2 separate regions of the Homo sapiens genome follow, and region 1 is linked to region 2. The links are chromatin loops, found by intact Hi-C in ENCODE. Cell type or tissue: B cell. All regions are shown on one strand. Each heading gives the region's core, and the rest is flanking DNA. Links, peaks and the distances in the headings are about the cores only.

What was found. Hi-C counts contacts between places; a loop is a spot of excess contacts. Peaks named below come from ENCODE experiments on the same cell type or tissue, not always from the same donor. Only the 100,000 strongest peaks of a DNase experiment are listed, where the experiment ranks them.
Region 1: it touches region 2 in a loop (9-fold over the local background); 7 of 110 quality-filtered maps call a loop at or near these places.

Annotation. Positions count from the first base shown.
Region 1 is chr6:36,685,691-36,697,772 of GRCh38, forward strand. CDKN1A (cyclin dependent kinase inhibitor 1A) reads left to right here. Exons shown (of 3, transcript NM_000389.5): 3 at 61-1,642. The coding sequence ends at 110. Among named protein-coding and RNA genes, the nearest start is that of RAB44, 6.1 kb to the right of the region's middle. RefSeq lists a silencer at 2,087-2,166. In B cell, for the core only: no CTCF peak of the experiment used is centred there; DNase peaks (open chromatin) are centred at 3,144 and 6,721; H3K4me3 peaks cover 1,163 bases; H3K27ac peaks cover 4,274 bases.
Region 2 is chr6:36,299,321-36,307,320 of GRCh38, forward strand. It overlaps PNPLA1 (patatin like domain 1, omega-hydroxyceramide transacylase), which reads left to right. Exons shown (of 9, transcript NM_001374623.1): 6 at 2,541-3,149; 7 at 6,972-7,056. Among named protein-coding and RNA genes, the nearest start is that of PNPLA1, 33 kb to the left of the region's middle. RefSeq lists an enhancer at 2,820-3,320 and a silencer at 3,189-3,238. In B cell, for the core only: CTCF peaks have their summits at 3,362 and 3,564; a DNase peak (open chromatin) is centred at 3,341; H3K27me3 peaks cover 621 bases.

The sequences.
Region 1 (12,082 bases), core at 1,820-9,819, 390 kb after region 2:
GGGCAGCTCCGCCGCGTCCTCTTCTTCTTGGCCTGGCTGACTTCTGCTGTCTCTCCTCAGATTTCTACCACTCCAAACGCCGGCTGATCTTCTCCAAGAGGAAGCCCTAATCCGCCCACAGGAAGCCTGCAGTCCTGGAAGCGCGAGGGCCTCAAAGGCCCGCTCTACATCTTCTGCCTTAGTCTCAGTTTGTGTGTCTTAATTATTATTTGTGTTTTAATTTAAACACCTCCTCATGTACATACCCTGGCCGCCCCCTGCCCCCCAGCCTCTGGCATTAGAATTATTTAAACAAAAACTAGGCGGTTGAATGAGAGGTTCCTAAGAGTGCTGGGCATTTTTATTTTATGAAATACTATTTAAAGCCTCCTCATCCCGTGTTCTCCTTTTCCTCTCTCCCGGAGGTTGGGTGGGCCGGCTTCATGCCAGCTACTTCCTCCTCCCCACTTGTCCGCTGGGTGGTACCCTCTGGAGGGGTGTGGCTCCTTCCCATCGCTGTCACAGGCGGTTATGAAATTCACCCCCTTTCCTGGACACTCAGACCTGAATTCTTTTTCATTTGAGAAGTAAACAGATGGCACTTTGAAGGGGCCTCACCGAGTGGGGGCATCATCAAAAACTTTGGAGTCCCCTCACCTCCTCTAAGGTTGGGCAGGGTGACCCTGAAGTGAGCACAGCCTAGGGCTGAGCTGGGGACCTGGTACCCTCCTGGCTCTTGATACCCCCCTCTGTCTTGTGAAGGCAGGGGGAAGGTGGGGTCCTGGAGCAGACCACCCCGCCTGCCCTCATGGCCCCTCTGACCTGCACTGGGGAGCCCGTCTCAGTGTTGAGCCTTTTCCCTCTTTGGCTCCCCTGTACCTTTTGAGGAGCCCCAGCTACCCTTTTTCTCCAGCTGGGCTCTGCAATTCCCCTCTGCTGCTGTCCCTCCCCCTTGTCCTTTCCCTTCAGTACCCTCTCAGCTCCAGGTGGCTCTGAGGTGCCTGTCCCACCCCCACCCCCAGCTCAATGGACTGGAAGGGGAAGGGACACACAAGAAGAAGGGCACCCTAGTTCTACCTCAGGCAGCTCAAGCAGCGACCGCCCCCTCCTCTAGCTGTGGGGGTGAGGGTCCCATGTGGTGGCACAGGCCCCCTTGAGTGGGGTTATCTCTGTGTTAGGGGTATATGATGGGGGAGTAGATCTTTCTAGGAGGGAGACACTGGCCCCTCAAATCGTCCAGCGACCTTCCTCATCCACCCCATCCCTCCCCAGTTCATTGCACTTTGATTAGCAGCGGAACAAGGAGTCAGACATTTTAAGATGGTGGCAGTAGAGGCTATGGACAGGGCATGCCACGTGGGCTCATATGGGGCTGGGAGTAGTTGTCTTTCCTGGCACTAACGTTGAGCCCCTGGAGGCACTGAAGTGCTTAGTGTACTTGGAGTATTGGGGTCTGACCCCAAACACCTTCCAGCTCCTGTAACATACTGGCCTGGACTGTTTTCTCTCGGCTCCCCATGTGTCCTGGTTCCCGTTTCTCCACCTAGACTGTAAACCTCTCGAGGGCAGGGACCACACCCTGTACTGTTCTGTGTCTTTCACAGCTCCTCCCACAATGCTGAATATACAGCAGGTGCTCAATAAATGATTCTTAGTGACTTTACTTGTAATATTACTATTGTGGTTATTATACCTTATAAGAACAAATAAATGGGCTTTTGGGAAGGATTTCATAATTAAATAATTTTAAAAATTAAGCATTTAAATTTAGAGAATGCAGAAAACTTAGCAAACAGAAAGACTGCTGCAAAAAACAACAGCAAAACAAAAACTACTGTCACACCTCTGCAAAGATCACCAATGTCAATATTTTGGTTTGTTGTGTAATCTTTTTGTAAAGAATATATTATAGCTTAACATCATTATTCATCAGATAAATGCAAATTAAGATACCACAATAAGATACCACCATACACTTACCAGAATGATTAAAAAAGACTGACAGTGCCAAGCATTGGCAAGGTTATGGAGCAACTGGATCTCTTATTTAAAAAAACTGTTTGGGCCGGGCGCAGTGGCTCACACCTAGAATCCCAGTGCTTCGGGAGGCTGAGGCAGGAGATCACTTGAGGCCAAGGGTTCAAGACCAGCCTGGCCAACATGGTGAAATCTCTACTAAAAATACAAAAATTAGCTGGGCATGGTGGTGCACGCTTGTAATCCCAGCTACTTGGAAGGCTGAGGTGGGAGGATCACTTGAACCCAGGAGGCAGAGGTTGCAGTCAGCTGAGATCATACCACTGTACTCCAGCCTCTTCCAGGGTGACAGTGAGATTCATCTCAAATAAATACATAAATAAAAAACTGTTTGGTAATATCTTCTAAAGATGCCTACCTTCATGGCTACCTCATGACCCAGTAATTCTATTCCTGGACATGTTCTCGAGAGAAATGAGTTCATATTTCCACTGAAAAAGGCATAAGAATGTTCTACACAGTGGCTCACACCTATAATCCCAGCACTTTGGGAGGCTAAGGCAGGAGGACGGCTTGAGCCCAAGAGTGTGAGACCAGTTTGGGCAACATAGCGAGACTCTTATCTCTACAAAAAAAAAAAAAAAAAAAATAGCCAGGCGTGGTGGAGCGTGCCTGTAGTCCCAGCTACCTGGGAGGCTGAGGTGGGAGGATCACTTGAGGAGCTTGGGAAGTCGAGGCTGCAGTGAGCCCTGACTGCACCACTGCACTCCAGCCTGGGCAACAGAGTGAGACCTTGTCTGTCTCCCTCAAAAAGAAAAAAACCAAAAGAATGCTTCCAGCAGCATTATTATTAACAGACCCAAGCTAGAAATAACTGAAATGTCCATAACAGAATAGATATGCAAATTGTGGTATATTTATATAGTGGAAAGTTATCCAACATTACAAAAAACAAGGTGCTGTTGCATGCATCTTCTGGTTGTCTATTCATAATTAACCACCCCAAGACTGAGTGGCTTAAAACAATAATCATTTATTTGCTCCCAACACTGCAATTTGGCCCAGAACTACTTTTCAAATGTGGAATAATTCTCTACTGCACAGGGCAGAGCTTTCTACTAGAATCATAGAGTTCTGAAACGAGACTCTCCCCGCCAGAGGGGACTTCCAGGGACTTCACAACTGTCTACTTATCCACAGATAAAAGTCCAGGACCAGGGAATACACTGGGGCGTGTGACCCAAGTGCTTGTCCCATAGCCTGCACCTGTTTCAGAGCCCTCTCTTGCTCCGGCCGCTGCTTAAACATGGCAGCTTACTAAATCATCCAATAAATGGGCTGGAGTGATCTTTAGTACACTGCCTCTGAAACCCAAATTAAAAAGTGGTAAGAGGGGGGTGGGGGCCTGGGGGAGGGATAGCATTAGGAGAAATACCTAATGTAAATGATGAGTTGATGGGTGCAGCAAACCAACATGGCACATGTATACCTATGTATCAAACCTGCACATTGTGCTCATGTACCCTAGAACTTAAAGTATAATTTAAAAAAAAGAAAAAAAAATGGTAAGAGGTGCAAGATATACTAAGTTGTCCTTTACCACAGAGGGAATGACCCAGCATGCCCCAGTTTATTTGACCACTTAAAACTTTAATGATTTGATAGATCTCTAAATTGTTGTAGGGAAAGTGGATGTGAACCACTTTTGATCCCCTTTCCTGATACGGATTGAAAAGAACACACTTGTCATAGTATTGGCTTCTTACCATCAGAGGCTGTGTAGACTATTCTAGTAAGGATACGGTATCTGATCATGGCTGTGATTAGGGCTGCCCCGTGGATAATCATCAATCACCATGCTTCAGTGGGTTTTTACAGGGGCAGTATGTGGTGGATCCTATGGAGATACTATAGGGACCACCTCAGTATCCTTTAAGTCTCTGAGGGAATCACTAATTTCTACCCACCTGGGATATGCTATTGCTTCTGATTTACTACCTTGACCAGCGGGATAATTTTAGAGACTTCTACTTGGTCTTTCTTTCTATAATGGCTCTTATTCTACAGATGACAGAGAACGTGAGAATGTGGCAGAATGTGAGAGTTCTACTATCTGTGAAGCTATGCATCCCAATTTGTACTCAAGGGCTAGGAAATAACCATAGAGTAGGTCCACAGACTCACTGGGAGATGAGCTTGGCTAGGACTCTATTACCATCTGGCCTTCTATGTCCCCCTCTCTGAAAGGAGGCTATAATGGTGTTTTGGGTCATCTAGAAGCAGTGAAAGCTCAAACCCTTTATCTAACAGACCTCAAATGATCTGGTTATTCCCAGTTCCACACTGTACAGCTATTCCGGTAAATAGCCAGAGGGTGCTTTCGGGAAGAATCAAGGAAACGTTTATTTTATATGTTTATAGTGGCATTACGGATCTTTCTCTTCCATCAGTGCGTCCTGGGTCAGAACTGGCTCAAAGCTGGAAACTAGGTAAGAGATTGCGATTTTCTGTCTCGGCAGCTGACATCAGCCTCTGCTCACTCACCTTGATCTTTTGTGGTTAAGTCAAGCAAGACTCTCATTAAATGCTCACCTCTCTTGCCCTAAGGACACCACTGCTGCAGAGCCCTGCAGACCAAAGACCCCTGGTTAACATTCAGGCCTTGCTGCCTGTCATTATAATTGTGTCCACCTTGCCTCTGATGATTAAGTGGCCCTATGTGGTCTCTGCTCTTCCAGAACCTTAATGTCTCCATCGACAGTGGCCATGGCATTCCATGGGAGTATCTCCTCTGTCAACCTGGGCTATGGAGGACACCCAGCACTGAGCTCCTTTCACTAGGCACTTCTTTATTGCTTTGCAAAGGGAAGGCCTTTTGGGCCCTCGTCTCTGAGCCTTCTAATCCGTCATTAGTACTCTTCCAAGGCTGTTTCAGCATTGCCACCTCACTGTCAGCCATCACTGTGTCTAAACCTTAAGGACCAATTCAGCAGTGTGTTAAGACCAGTTCCAGTGGTCTCGCCAGGATGTTAAATTCTGAGTCAAAGGAAGGGTCCCTCCATAAAACCCTCTTTATCTAGCTTTGTATTCCTCAGCTCCTCCCAGCCCCAGTCCCACATCCTCAAGATCTCCTCCTATATGTGTTTTCCTGTTCCTACTAATATTTGTCAGCCAGACCTGTAGCTTTTTTTTGTGAATAAGCTATTTCCTCCAGCAATGGGGACTATATACTTTCCTGCTTGGGCAATGGTAAGACCTGACCCTAATTACTGGTCTAGAGCAGGGGTAGGCAAACCATAGTTCCATGCACCAGCTGCCTGTTTTTGTATAGAAAGTTTTATTGGAATGCACGCACACTTATTTGTTTACCTGTTGCCCATGGTTGTTTTTGCACTGTCGTTTTAAGTGCAAAAGTAGAATCGAATAGTTGCAACAGAGACCACATGGCCTGCATATCTAAAATATTTACTCTCTTGCCCTTTAAGAAAATGTTTTTTGACCCTGGTCTAGAGGCAGTGAGGAAAGGAGGGAAGGATCTTTAGGAAGATAAGCATCACCTTGTGAGACATCCACCTCAGGTGAGTCATTAGTGTGGTCTTCAGGTTATGGGTGATTGTTCTCTAGTAACGGAAGGAGCCCTTCTGCAGGCCTAGAAGGCTCAAGGAAGCTGAGGGTACAAGCTTCTCAAGTGCGTCTATCCAAATATCTCCATTCAGGTCCTAATGCCCCATTCTTTCCCTATCAGAATTCTGACCCTAGGGTAGTAGGTCTGCTGAGGCTGTGCCTTTAGTCTCTCTTGAAGCTTCACCCCTTTTACAATCAGATCCTGGGCCTGATTTTCAGCACAGCCTACTCTTGGGCCATGAGAGATAAGTGTCATTTAGAATGCTGTTATGGAGTTCTGTCTTCACAACATACCCTGAGTTTTCTTCAAGGTTTCTAGGGCAATTAACAAAAGCCAACCAACCCCATAATCCTTATCATTACTATTGCCCTGTATCTTTCAAGTATTAGACTTACAGTGTAAGTCAGTGTTGCCCCTGAAATTTTACCTGTGCCTCATCCCAATCCACTACACACATTGTGGACACTGTGATGCTGTAGTCTGCCAAGAGTTATCACCACCTTACTCACTACCAGCATTTGGGTCCGCGTTGTCACTTCACTGGTGAGGGATCTGTTTTCAGAAGCCCATCCTGCTTCTGCCATTTCTGGTAACTGTCTTAGTCACCCCCAACCCCCACTCCCCAAACAACTTGAGACAAGGACTTGTGTGCAGGTGGAATGCCTGGGAGGTAGTCCCTGGAGGCACAGCAGGAAAGTAGAGAATGTGAGAAAGAAAAGGAGAAGGCCAATAAAGGTGTCAGTGAACAAGTTCCACTGTGTGCAACTGGGGCTTAAACCTGCTAGGGAGCCTCAAGGAAACCGTGTGGAACACACCCTACAATTTTCTCTCTGGAGTACTCACCTGGCTATCTAGGCTACTTATCTAAGGACACTGTCCATCACTGATAGGGCTGCCTCTAGGGCCTAGTCCAGATTGCTCCTCATGGGGTGGAAGAAATTCCTGTAATGGTGAAGAAAACCAGAGGGATGAAGACATTTGAGGTGGGAAATCATTAGCCTGCCAGGAACTATCTACCAAAGGTTTAGGTGAACACAGATATGGGCCAGATAGTGCCTGAGCTCACGCCCCTAGGAAGTGGTGAGGGGCCAGGATGTCCACGCTGATGACTCCAGATCACACTGCCTGCTCAATACACCAGAAAGGGGAAGTGCCTCACCCAGGGCCACTGCTGCCGTGACAATTCTAAGAGGAGGCTTGCAGGGACCCACCTCTTTCTGTGCACCTCCTCAGTCTTTGATGTAACTTAGGTTTTCTCAATCTTATGTAAAATGCTACCCAAATGCAGCTTTGAAGCAAGCTCCCTGACCCTGGTTTTCTGTGGGATTGCCCACCTGCCTAAGCTCCTTGAGCTATTTTGGAGTCAGTAGCTGGAGGCAGGGAGGCTCAGGTCCTAGCTTGCACATCAGCTCACACTGCAGGGCCCTAGAATGGAGAGTTTGTTGCTTCAGGATTTAACAAGCTGTGAAGAGCTTTCAAGCATCTGTAAGGAATTAAAAATTAGTGAGTGTGAAAACTTTCCTAATTGTAAAACAGTTTCACTGCCCTTGATCCTTGTCCATTGATTCTATTTTTGCAAAACCTAGTTCCGAGCACAGTGTTTTTAAGTTCAGCAACATCGTATTTTTCAGTTAGCTCCATCGTTTCCAAACGTGCCTGGATCTAATTTTTCTCCTAGCGCTTGGTGTGTCCTGGCAGGTTTTTTCCCTGGGGCTGGTGCCAAGGACAAGGCCAGGCTGAGCTCTCAGCACCCGCAGGACTCCTTGGCACTCCGGCTCCACCCGCGAGGGTGTGACCACTCTTGCCTTCCCCATGTCCCTTTTATTTCCATGGTGGGGAGCAGGGCCGGTGAGGGTTGGGGGGCAAATAAACTGAGGATGCCTTGAGATCCTGAGGGCTGGGCCTTAAAAATCCAACCCCACTCTGTTCTCAGAGGAGTGGAGAGAGTCCTTTGCTGCAAAGAAGGTCCTGGACTTGTTGCATTTGCCCAGATAGAGCAGCAAGCCCCGCTGGCCCTATTTTCAGTACATATCCCGAGTCCAGCCACCTTTCATCACCTCCACCACTGCCCTCCGCGGCCAAGCCACTGCCTCTTGTCTGGATTATGTTAACTCCTCATGGGTCTCCCTGCTGCTGCTTTTGCCTAGTACAGCCTCTTCTCCAGAATGAAAGCAGCGGGGGGATCCCTTTCAAACCTAAGTCGGTTCATGTCGCCCTCCAAATGGGCCCATATGGTCTCCGGGTCCTGCCTGTTTCCTCTGTCTCCATCTCCGCCCATCCTTCCCTCTCCCGCGTGCTCCCACCATGGAGCTCTCCTCGTTGTTTCTCTTGCACACAAAGCGTGCTCCTGCCTCGGGGCCTCGGCACTCACCGTTCCCTCCCCCTCGAACCTCTTCTTCCAGATCTTCTTTCTCACATGTCCTTTCCAACATCACCTCCTCAGGCCTCCCCTGAGCACCTCATCTAAAATACACCTCACACCACCATTCTAGCCCTTCAGTCTACTTTGCTTTTCTTCAAAACAATTACCACTGTTTGGCATTATATTACATATGGCTTTTTTTACCCTACATTTTTCTACATTTTCATATTCTATATTTTCTATATTTTGTATTTCGTAGCACAGTGTCCAGCACCTAGAAGTGCTTAATAAACATTTGTTGAATAAATAAGCCGGGTGCGGTGGCTAGTGCCTGTAATCCCAGCACTTTGGGAGGCCGAGGCAGGTGGATCACTTGAGTCCAGGAGTTCCAGACCAGCCTGGACAACATGGTGAAACCCCTATCTCTACGAAAAATACAATAATTAGCTGGGTGTGTTGGTGCATGCCTATAATCCCAGCTACTTGGGAGGCTGAGGTGTAAGGATCTCTTAAGCCCGGGAGGCTGTAGTGAGCTATGATTGTGCCATTGCACTCCAGCCTAAGCAACAGAGTGAGGCCCTGTCTCAAAAATAATAATAATAATAAATAAATGAGTACCTTATTTAGTTCAATAAAGCCTCAGAAACTCTCTGAGTATCAATTTCCTCAGATAGTTGGTTGTGAGAATATTCATTTATTTAGAAATTAAATTTAATAATTTTTAAAACTTTTTGTTTTGAAATAATCTTATACATCCAGAGAAGTTGCAAATATAGTAAAATAATCCCCATATACCCTTTACCATTGTTCCTAAATGTTAACATTTTACCATGTTTCCTTCATCAGTCTCTCTTTGTATATGTACATACTATTGTTAAGTTTCTTTTTGAATAGGTAATGTATACAGATAGTACACAACATAAAATACATTAAAAGTAAACAGTGAAACATAAATCTGCCCCCTCCTCCATCCCAACACTTCTATCCAGCCCAAATCTGACTAGTTTCTTGTATATCCTGTCAGAAATGTTCTATGCATTTACAATCATATATGAATGTGTGTGCTTATCTATTTTTTTCTTTTTTTGAGACAGGGCCTCATTCTGCCGCCCAGGCTGGAGTGCAGTGGTACAATCACGGCTCACTGCAGCCTTGACCTCCAGGGCTCAGGCGATCCTCCCACCTTAGCTTCCCGAGTAGCTGGTACTACAGACATGCGCCACCACGCCTGGCTAATTTTGTTTATTTTTTATAGAGACAAGGTTTCACCTTGTTGCCCAGGCTGGTCTTTAACTCCTGGGCTCAAGCAATCTGCCTGTCTCAGCCTCCAAAAGTGCTAGGATTACAGGTGTGAGCCACCTCACCTGGCCTGTATTAGTCCATTTTCACACTGCTATAGAGAAATACCGGAAACTGGGTAATTTACAAAGGAAAGAGATTTAATTGACTCACAGTTCCATATGGCTGGGGAGGCCTCAGGAGACTTACAATCATGGCGGAAGGTGAGGGGAAGCAAGGACCTTCTTCACATGGCAGCAGGGGAGGAAAGTATATAAGCACAGGAAAAACTGCCATTTATAAAACCATCAGCTCTCTTGAGAATTCACTCACTGTTACGAGAACAGCATGGGGGAAACTGCCCCCATAATCCAATCACTTCCTTCCTTTGACACATAGGGAGTATAATTCAAGATGAGATTTGGGTGAGGACATAAAACTTAACTATATCACGGCCCTTATCTATTGCATATATTTCATACACACACATACACTTTTTTCTTCATAAAAAGCACACTATCCTCACTGTTCTGCACCTTACTTTTTTCATATGACACAATATCTTGAAGGTCATTCCATATCACTCCACCTGGATCTTTCTCATTTTCTTCACGGTGCAGAGTATGCCAATGTTCGGATGTATCAGAGCTCATTTAACCAGCTCCCTACTGATGGAAATTTAGATCATTTCCAATCCTTTGCTACCACAGACAATACTGTAATGAGTATCCTTCCATACTGTCATATTGTATATCATCTGTGGAATCAATGACTGAAAGTGAAATTGCTGGGTAGAAAGATTTTTGCATTTTAAATGTTGACAGATATTATACACTTCTTTTCATAAAAGTTGTACCAGTTTATATTCCTGCCAATAATGTGTGAATGTGTTTCCTACATCCTTTATGACATAATATATCACTTTTTGGATCTTACTAATTGAATAGCTGAAAATGATGTCTCGGTGTAGTTTTATTTTTTATTTTTACCCTCATCTTCTTTGTGATGGTACGTAGTTTTATCTTTTATTTCTCTTATTATATTTTTATAAACAGAAATGTTTACTTTTATAAATATTTTTCATATGTTTAAATCCATTGATATTTATTTTTCCATGAATTGTTTATTCACATATGGTGCCAATTTCTCTAATGCATTATTGGTCTTTCATTGATCTGCAGGAGTTCTTTACAGAGGGAGGAAATTAACTTATTTTCTATGATACGTAAGTATTTTTTCAGAGTTTGCCTTTTGACTTATCAGTGGTGACCTTTTTTTGCCATTCAGTTTTATTTATTTTTAAAAAGTTTCCGTATGGTTGAATGGCTCAATATTTTCTTTTGTGGCTTCTAATGCTTTGTGATATATCTGGAAAGGCCTTGCCTAATCCAAGATTATTTAAAAATTATCCCATGATCTCTTTCTTCCTTTTTTTCTTCTTTCTCTTCTTCTTCTTCTTCTTCCTCCTCCTCCTCCTTCTTCTTCTCCTTCTTTATTATTATTATTTTTTAATGGAGACGGGGTCTCACTATGTTGTCCAGACTGGTCTTGAATTCCTGGGCTCAGGCGATCCTCCTGCCTCAGCCTCTCAGAGTGCTGGGATTACAGGCATGAGCCACCACACCCAGCCTATCCCATGACAGATCTATCTTTCCTTCCTTCCTTCCTCTTTTTTTCTTTCTTTCTTTCTTTCTTTCTTTCTTTCTTTCTTTCTTTCTTTCTTTCTTTCTTTCTTTCTCTTTCTTTCTTTCTTTCTTAGTTTCTTTCTTCTTTCTTTCTTTTTTCTTTCTTCTCTTTCTCTCTCTTTCTTTCTCTCTCTTCTTTCTCTTTCTCTTTCTCTCTCTTCCTTCTTCCTTCCTTCCTCCCTCCCTCCCTCCCTCCCTTCCTTCCCTCCTTCCTTCCTTTTCTTTCCTTCCTTCTTCTGCAACCATGGCAAATGAACTATGCCATGATTTCTTATGGCATTTGTTCAAACATACAGAAAAGCAGAAGAACATAATGAGCCTGCAGTACCCTCATTAACTCCAGCAGGGATCAGAACAGGTCCAGAGCCAGTCTTGTTTCATCTATGTCCTACCTATTCTCCACACTCTTCAATAATTTTGAAGTAAATCCCAAACAACATATAATTATGTGATTTTGATTTTTAAAATGCTTATGTCTTTTATCCATCTGGAATGCTTTTAGAGTTAGAGCTCTTTGTTTTTTGCAGATACCTAGCCCATTCTCCCAACATAGTTTATTGAATAAACCATCTCTTCTCCAATGATTTGAAGTGGTGCCTTTATGATACACTAAATCCCCACAAATATTTGAGTCTATTCCTGTCCCACAAATATTTGAGTCTATTTCATTATTCTGTTCCACTGATTCATCTGTCTATAGTCATGCTCCAATTCCACACTGTTCTGATGGTTGTAGCTCTACAGTGTATTTTGGTATCAGACTAGATTGTTCCCTAAAAGGTGGTTTAGATATAAAGCCTCCCCTGAGGCTCAAAGACACTGTCTGAGAGTGAGGGCCTGAAGTGAGGCAGGATGGGCAGTTCTCCCGGGGCATCCCATACACTTAGCTTCAGCCACGGCTGTGCCCATCAACCTGCTGCTGTCTGGGATAAGGCATTGCCTTGGCAACCAGAGACTGAGGCCCAGTCCTGGCTGTGCCACTAAGGGCTGGGTGATCTTGAGCAGTCCATCTCACTCTTTGGAGCCTCTGCTTAGGAGGGCCTCCCTGCCAGCTCCAGCATTCTCCACTTCAAGACACCAATCAGGGCAGGGATGCCTGGGGGTGCCAGGCAAAATTGTGAAAGGGCCGCCAGTGGTCGCTTCCACAGGAAGTCCTGTAGATGAGCACAGGAGATT
Region 2 (8,000 bases), core at 1-8,000:
TTGTTTTTTTGTCTGTTTTTTTTTTTTTTTTTGAGATGGAGTCTCGCTCTGTCACCCAGGCTGGAGTGCAGTGGCATGATCTCGGCTCACTGCAAGCTCCACCTCCTGGGTTCACACCATTCTCCTGCCTCAGTCTCCCGAGTAGCTGGGACTACAGGCGCCCGCTACCACGCCCAGCTAATTTTTTGCATTTTTAGTAGAGACGGGGTTTCGCCATGTTGGCCAGGATGGTCTCGATCTCTTGACCTCGTGATCCACCCGCCTCGGCCTCCCAAAGTGCTGGGATTACAGGCGTGAGCCACTGCGCCCGGCCAACTTTTGGTATTTTTAATTAATGCTCAGAATTTTTCATTTTAGCCCTTCTAACAGGTGCATGTCGGTAACTTATTGTGGTTTTAATCAGTATTCCTCTAATGACTAATGACTTTGAGCATCTTTTCATTTGTCTATTTGCCTCCCATAGATCTTCTTTGGTGAAGCATTCGTTCCACTCTTTTGTACATTTCTCACCTAGACTCTTAATAAGCTTTGTTTTTTTAGGGTAGTTTTAGATTTATGGATAACTTGTGAAAATAATACAGGGTGTTTGTCTCACATCTGTTAGACGTTACAGAATGATACATATATAACACGGTATTCAGTCCAGTACATTTGTTACAACTCATGAACCAATCTTGACATATTATTAACTAAGAGCCATTGCTTATTCAGATTTTCTCAGTTTTTACCTAATTTCTTTTTCTGTTCCAGGACCCCCCACCCAGGGATCACATTACATTTTGTTGTCACGTCTCCTCAGTTTCCTCTTGCCTATAACAGTTTCTCAGACTTTTCTTATTCTTGTGTGTGTGTGTGTGTGAGAGAGAGAGAGAGAGAGAGAGAGAGAGAGAGAGAGACAGAGTCTTGCTGTGTCACCCAGGCTGGAGTGCAGTGGTGCAATCTTGGCTCACTGCAAGCTCCACCTCCCGGGTTCATGCCATTCTCCTGCCTCAGCCTCCCGAGTAGCTGGGGCTACAGGTGCATGCCACTACCCCCGGCTAATTTTTTGTATTTTTAGTAGAGATGGGGTTTCACCGTGTTAGCCAGGATGGTCTCAATCTCCTGACCTCATAATCCGCCCGCCTCGGCCTCCCAAAGTGCTGGGATTACAGAGACTTTTCTTATTCTTGATGACCTTGACAGAGTTGACTATCGGTCAGGTATTTTGTAGAACGTCCCTCAGTTGGGGTTTGTCTGATGTTTTTCTCAAGATTAAGCTGGGGTTTTGAGTTCTGGGGAGGAGACCACAGAGGTAAGGTGCTATTCACATCACGTTACCTCATGGGCACGTGCTGCCAACATGACGTATCCCTGCTGATGTTGACCATGACCGCCTGGCCGAGGTAGTGTCCATCGGGTTTCTCCATTGTGAAGTACTCTTTCTCCCTCTATCCTTACTGCAGTTTTTGGAAGAAAGTCACTGTGCACAGCTCATATTTAAGGAGTGAGAAGTTATGCTCCACTTCCTAAAGGGTCAAGCATCTACATAAATTACTAAGAATTCTTCTGCAGGGGAGCTTTCTCTCTTCTCCCTGATTTACTTACCTACGTAATATATGTTTATATCAGTATGGATTCATGGTTATGTTATACTTTGGGTTATTATTCAATACTACTTTATTGTGTTCTTCAAATTGTTCCAGCTTTGGCCATTGGGAGCCCTTTCAGTTGGCTCTTTCACACATTTTAAAAACTGAATTGTTTGTTTTCTTATTTAAGGGCTGTTATGTGGCCTAGATAAACGCCATCCCCCCGCCCCCCCACCCACCCACTATTTTTGAGACAGGTTCTCACTCTGTCACCCAAGCTGGAGCGTAGTGGCACGATCATGGCTCACTGAAGCTTCAGCTTCCCAGGCTCAGGCAACCCTTTCACCTTTCTCAATGAGTCTTACAGCCACAGTGACCTTCTCAGAACCAGCCTCAGCTGATTACCTCCCCTGCCTAAAAGTCATGCTACAATAATGCTTGCCATGAAAACTAAGGATCCTAGCTGCTGCCTACAGCCCTGACATGGTCCGGCCCCTGCCGCCTCCTCAGCCTCCTCCCCCAGCACAGTACCCCCGCCCCACACTGACCTTTCAGGCCCCCGACCACCTGGTGTGTCCTCAAACTTTGTGGCCTTTGTGTGTGCTGTTCCCTCTGCTGAAACACCCTCACCACCCCGCCCTGACCATCCTGGGCCACGTACCCTTCAGATCTCTACTCACTGCCAATCCCTCAGATGACCTGCCCTCTCTCACAGCACCACATTCCTCTCTTCCTGCACTTGCCTCAGTTGAAACTCTAGATAATTTGGGTGGGCAACGCCTGCTTCCCCACACTACACCGTAAGTGCCAGAAACCATCACGTTTGTTTTCACTCACTGTAAATTCAAGTAAGTACAGAAAGACCTTTGAAAAGCACTGTTCCTGTTTAGGAAAATAACTCAAGAAACCATTTTTGCAAAGGCCATGCTGCTGCCAGGGCTGAGTAACACCCCATGCTATTGTTTATCCTAGATGCTGTTTATCTTAATTCTTCCTCCAAGAGAGTGATTTTCCCCCGGGTGGAAGTGTACTGCCAGATAGAACTCGCCCTTGGCAATGAGTGCCCTGAACGCAGTCAACCAAGCCTTCGAGCACGGCAGGCCAGTCTGGAAGGAGCCACACAACCTCACAAGGAGTGGGTTCCCAAAGGGGATGGAAGGGGCAGCCATGGTCCGCCTGTGTCCCAACCTGTGCAGACACTTGAATTCACATGCGAGTCACCTGTTTCAGCACCAGTCTCTCCACTTGAGCAGCCACCTGCACAGCCACTGGCCTCTTCAACTCCACTTTCTCTAAGTGGCATGCCACCTGTATCATTCCCAGCTGTGCACAAGCCACCCAGCTCCACACCTGGTTCATCACTGCCCACCCCACCACCTGGACTGTCACCTCTGTCACCTCAGCAGCAGGTACAACCGTCTGGATCACCAGCCAGATCCCTACACTCTCAGGCACCCACTTCACCCAGGCCATCCCTGGGGCCTTCAACTGTGGGGGCACCTCAAACACTGCCCCGAAGTTCTCTTTCAGCCTTCCCTGCTCAGCCACCTGTGGAGGAACTAGGCCAAGAACAGCCCCAAGGTATGGACCCTTCTGGCTTGTTATGACTTTCTCATGCCTGGAGCCCCTTGGCAAGCGAGCAAGGACACCAGGGCTGATAACCGCTTCTTTAGGGGTGCGTGGCTGAAGTTAGCAGTGAGCTTTAGCATCTCTGTCCATTATGAGGACAGTCCGCCACAAGGGGGCAGTGTAATAGACATTGGTTCATTTCCCTTGGTGCAGTGCTTCTCAAAGTGCGATCCCCCTACCGGCAGCAAAAGCATCACCTGGGAACTTGCTAGAAATTACAGTTCTCAGGTCCTACTGCAGACCTACTAAATTACCAACTTTGGAGGTGCGGCCCAGCTGCCTTTTTTACAAGCCCTCCAGGTGATTTTTTGCCTGCTCACATTTGAGACCGCTGGGCCAGTAGATTTTTACTGTGAAACCTGCTGTGCTGGGCGTGCTACTCAAAGAGTGGTCCGCAGACCAACCCAGCCCTCAACTGTGTGTTACTAGCCCACCACGGAGGGTGTGCAGAAATTAAGAGTAATCATTTAGAAACGTTTATAGCACTAAGGTATTTCCACAACATCCCGGAGCTTGACCATTTTTTACTAATTCATTTGCATTGTATTTCACAAAATTACTAGTTTGTTATAGACTACAAAGAAATTTTTTTTTTTAGATGGAATCTCGCTCTGTCGCCCAGGCTAGAGTGCAGTGGCGTGATCTTGGCTCACTGCCAGTTCTGCCTCCCGGGTTCACGCCATTCTTCTGCCTCAGCCTCCCGAGTAGCTGGGACTACAGATGCCCGCCACCACGCCTGGCTAATTTTTTGTATTTTTAGTAAAGACAGGTTTCACTGTGTTAGCCAGGATGGTCTCAATCTCCTGACTTTGTGATCTGCCCGCCTTGGCCTCCCAAAGTGCTGGGACTACAGGCGTGAGCCACCGCGCCCAGCCAGAAATTTTTAAAAAACTGTTTCCTTACTACTACAGACGGTTTCAGAAGCACCACTATAGGGCCTGCAAAGATAAAACGTTCTCAATTCCTTACTCAGGAAATCTCCCTTTCAGCAGAGGAGATAACAGGGATACTAACCTCAAAAATACAATCAGGGACTGGGTGTGGTCACTCACACCTGTAATTCCAGCACTTTGGGAGGCCAAAGCGGGTGGATCACCTGAGGTCAGGAGTTCAAGACCAGCCTGACCAACATGGTGAAACCCCATCTCTACTAAATACAAAAAAATCAGCCAAACTTGGTGGTGCATGCCTGTAATCCCAGCTACTTGGGAGGCTGAGGCAGGATAATCGCTTGAACCCAGGAGGTGGAGGTTGCAGGGAGCCAAGATTGTGCCATTGCACTCCAGCCTGGGCAACAAGAGTGAAACTCCATTTAAAAAATATATATATATCAGAAGTATTAAGTACTATATAACTAATAAAAACACAGTGTTGGAGGGTATTCGTAGAGAATAAGACCACTTATCTCTGGGGCAGTATGAAAAGCTTCTTGGAGGTGACAGGTGAGCTTAAATGGGCAGGATTTTGAACATCGTGGTTTGTGGGATTGGATGGGTTGGAGTAGAAAGAGCATTTCCGATTTTGTTTATTTAAAATGCTCAGGTGCAGTGCAGGAATGTGCAGGGTACTTTCAAGGTACTTTAGGAAGGAGAGGACTTGTGTGTGGCCACCATGGATGGTCTGGGTGGAGACAGAGGGACAGAGACCCAAATGAAGGACTGAAGCCAGATTGTAGGGTGCTCATGGTCCTCAGCCAAACTTCCAGAGCTATTATGGTAAACGTCACAGATCGGCAATGTCTCCTCATCTGGGAATTAGCCCCAACTTGGTAGAGATGCCCTTTCTTTGGAACAGGTTTACTTTGACTCTTTTAATGAGACAAAAACAAAACACCATTAAGAAAATTAGGCTGTGACTCATGCCTTTGAGAGGCAGAGGCAGGCAAGTCACTTTCAGTCAGGAGTTCGAGACCAGCCTAGCCAACGTGGTGAAACCCCATCTCTACTAAAAATACAAAAAATTAGCCGGGCATGGTGGCAAGTACCTGCAGTCCCAGCTACTCAAGAGGCTGAGGCAGGAGGATCACTTGAACCTGGGAGGCGGAGGTTGCAGTGAGTAGAGATCGTGCCACTGCACTCCAGCCTGGGCGACAGAGTGAGACTCCGTCTCAGGAAAAAAAAAAAAAAAAAAAAAAGTCAGAAAATTGGGCGCAGTGTTTTACCTGCTCTCTTATTTCCTGTTAAATACAAAACACTTGTTTTACATTAACCACACCTGTGCATGAAGGCGGCCATCTTCAGGTACCTGAGCAATCCTGCACCCCAAGTCGGCATTCCTCACTCATATCGGGGGTGGATAGAGGGCATATATAGTCTAGTGATTCTCTACTGGGAGTGATTTTGTCTCCAGGAGACATTTAGCAATGTCTGCAGACATTTTGGTTGTCACCTAGTGGTTACAGGCTGGGGACACTGAAAAATATCCTGTAGTGCACAGAAGTCTCTGCACAAAGTGCTTTCTGACCGTTAGTGTCAATAGCATGTACTGAGATTGAGAAGCCATGTTATAGCTTACAGCTGAGCCTCAATGGTGACATCCTAGGCCATCTATGTGAGTTAGGCAGAGCTGAGACCCCCTAGAGCAAGTTTATCCAACCCGCGGCCCAGATGGTTCTGAATGCACCAGTCTATAAAAAATTCATTAACTTTCTTAAAACATTGTGAGATTTTTTTTGGATTTTTTTTCAGCTCATCAGCTATCATTACTGTTAGTGTATTTTATGTGTGGCCCAAGACAATTCTTCTTCCAGTGTGGCCCAAGGAAGCCAAAAGATTGGACACCCCTGCCCTAGAGTTTAGTGGTATCAGTCATTTAATGATGGCCATTGGTGGCATTGGGGAACAGGAAAATTGTTAAAAGCCCTAGGAATATCCAAAAACAAAAGGACAAGCCTCATTGTGAATAGATTTGGGAGAGTTAGGGACATACAACAAGTCTCTAACAAAATAACTTCAGAAGAACCCACATATACTTTATATTACCTTTATTTATATATAATACATAATTACATATTAACCTTCATGTATTATGTATCCCCATACTCATTAAAAACATGTAAAGAGCTTACTTAAGAGTAATGGCCATGAAACTATTAATACTCTGTTCTAAGAAACAAACAAAAAGCATTACATGAAGCATGTGATGGAAAGTCCAGGCCCCTTCAGGGGATTTTCCTGAAAACCTTCCCTAACATGCTGCTTTCTGCGAGGGAGCTATTTCTTTTCTTTTCCTTATTTTTCTTTACTTTTCTCTTTTTTTTTTTTTTTTTTTTTTGGTGGTGGAGGAGGAGACAGTATCTCACTCCCGGCTCACTGCACTCTCAACTTTTGAGGCTCAGGTGATTCTCTTACCTCAGCCTCCCGAGTAGCTGAGATCACAGGCATGCACTACAACACCCAGCTAAATTTTTGTATTTTTAGTAGAGACAGGGTTTCACCATGTTGGCCAGACTGGTCTCAAATTCCTGGCCTCAAGTGATCTGCCCGCCTTGGCCTCCCAAAGCGCCGGGATTACAGGCATGAGCCACCGGGCCTGCCCCTGGGAGTTGTTTCTAATGTTCCACCAAGGGTCCGAGTCAGCCGCTCCACAGATGCCGCGGGCCTGCGTCTCAGTCAAGTCCCACGACATGACTCTGGTTGTAAAGATGAGAATTTGAGGACAAGAGAGTTCTTTGCTGTTTTTAAACATTCTCATTTACTGACTATTGCTATTTCAAAAATGACTCCATATCCCCCCTCCCCATCTCACTCCCGTTTCCTATATCTTTACTTTTAGCTGTAGCTCTTCTTGTCTCTTCAAAACCAAAAAGCGCCGTGCCTCTGGTTCATGTGAAGGAAACCGTCAGCAAGCCTTATGTAACGTAAGTTTCCCCTTCGTGGAGCACGCTCTTTCCTTTGGACGGAAGAAGCAAGCCCGGCTAAGCGATATCTTCCACCACCTTAGCTGCCCCAGGAACTCTGGGATCCTTTTCTGGTGTGTGTGATTGTGTGATTCCAGGTCCACCCCTTTACATCTCACAAAGCTGCCTTCTCTTGTTCAGTTAGGGCAGTGTGTGGGGAAGGAGCCTGTCCGTGGTGATGATGTCATTCTCTTCTCCTGCACACTGGGGATGCTCCTTCTCTGAGTGCAGTGCAAGAATGTGCATCCCCTGCCCTCATATTTTACTCTCTGGTGATGCCACAGTTCCAAGAGGGCCTGCAGGCATCCTACCTCCCAGCCTTAGGTAGCTCCTGCATGAAATGAATTAAGGGTCTCTATCAAAGGCCTTCCTTACTCCGAACTATTTTCTATTAGCATGATAATGACCTGATAGTACTAGACTGTAGACTGTCCCCAGAAAATCTTTTTTATTATGCACATCAAGTGTCTGGGTTGCATAACATACACTCCATTATATCTTTGCAATAACTATGAGAGGACCTGGGGATCTGCTTTTTTAAAAACTTCCCTGAGGACCACATTACCCAGGCTCCCTTGCTGGCTGAATGCCGTTTGTACTGGTGGTGGGGGAGGCACAGCAGGAGATCAGAAGTTGGGTCAAGGGTATTTCTCCCCACAACCCCAGCCCCCCTCTCATCCCTCCCTGCCTTGGGACCACTCTGGCAGTAGCTGGGTTTCTCCATGACCACAGCTGCAGGTATTGAGAGAGCAGGGCCTGAGGCATTCCTGCTTTTAATGTTTGCACTCTCTCTCACATCAAGCATATTAAAATTTACCTGCTTCCCACATTAAGTATAATTTTAACCATAAAACTTTTTGAAAGAGTTTGTATAAATTTAACAATTTTGAGCTTAGGCATAAGTT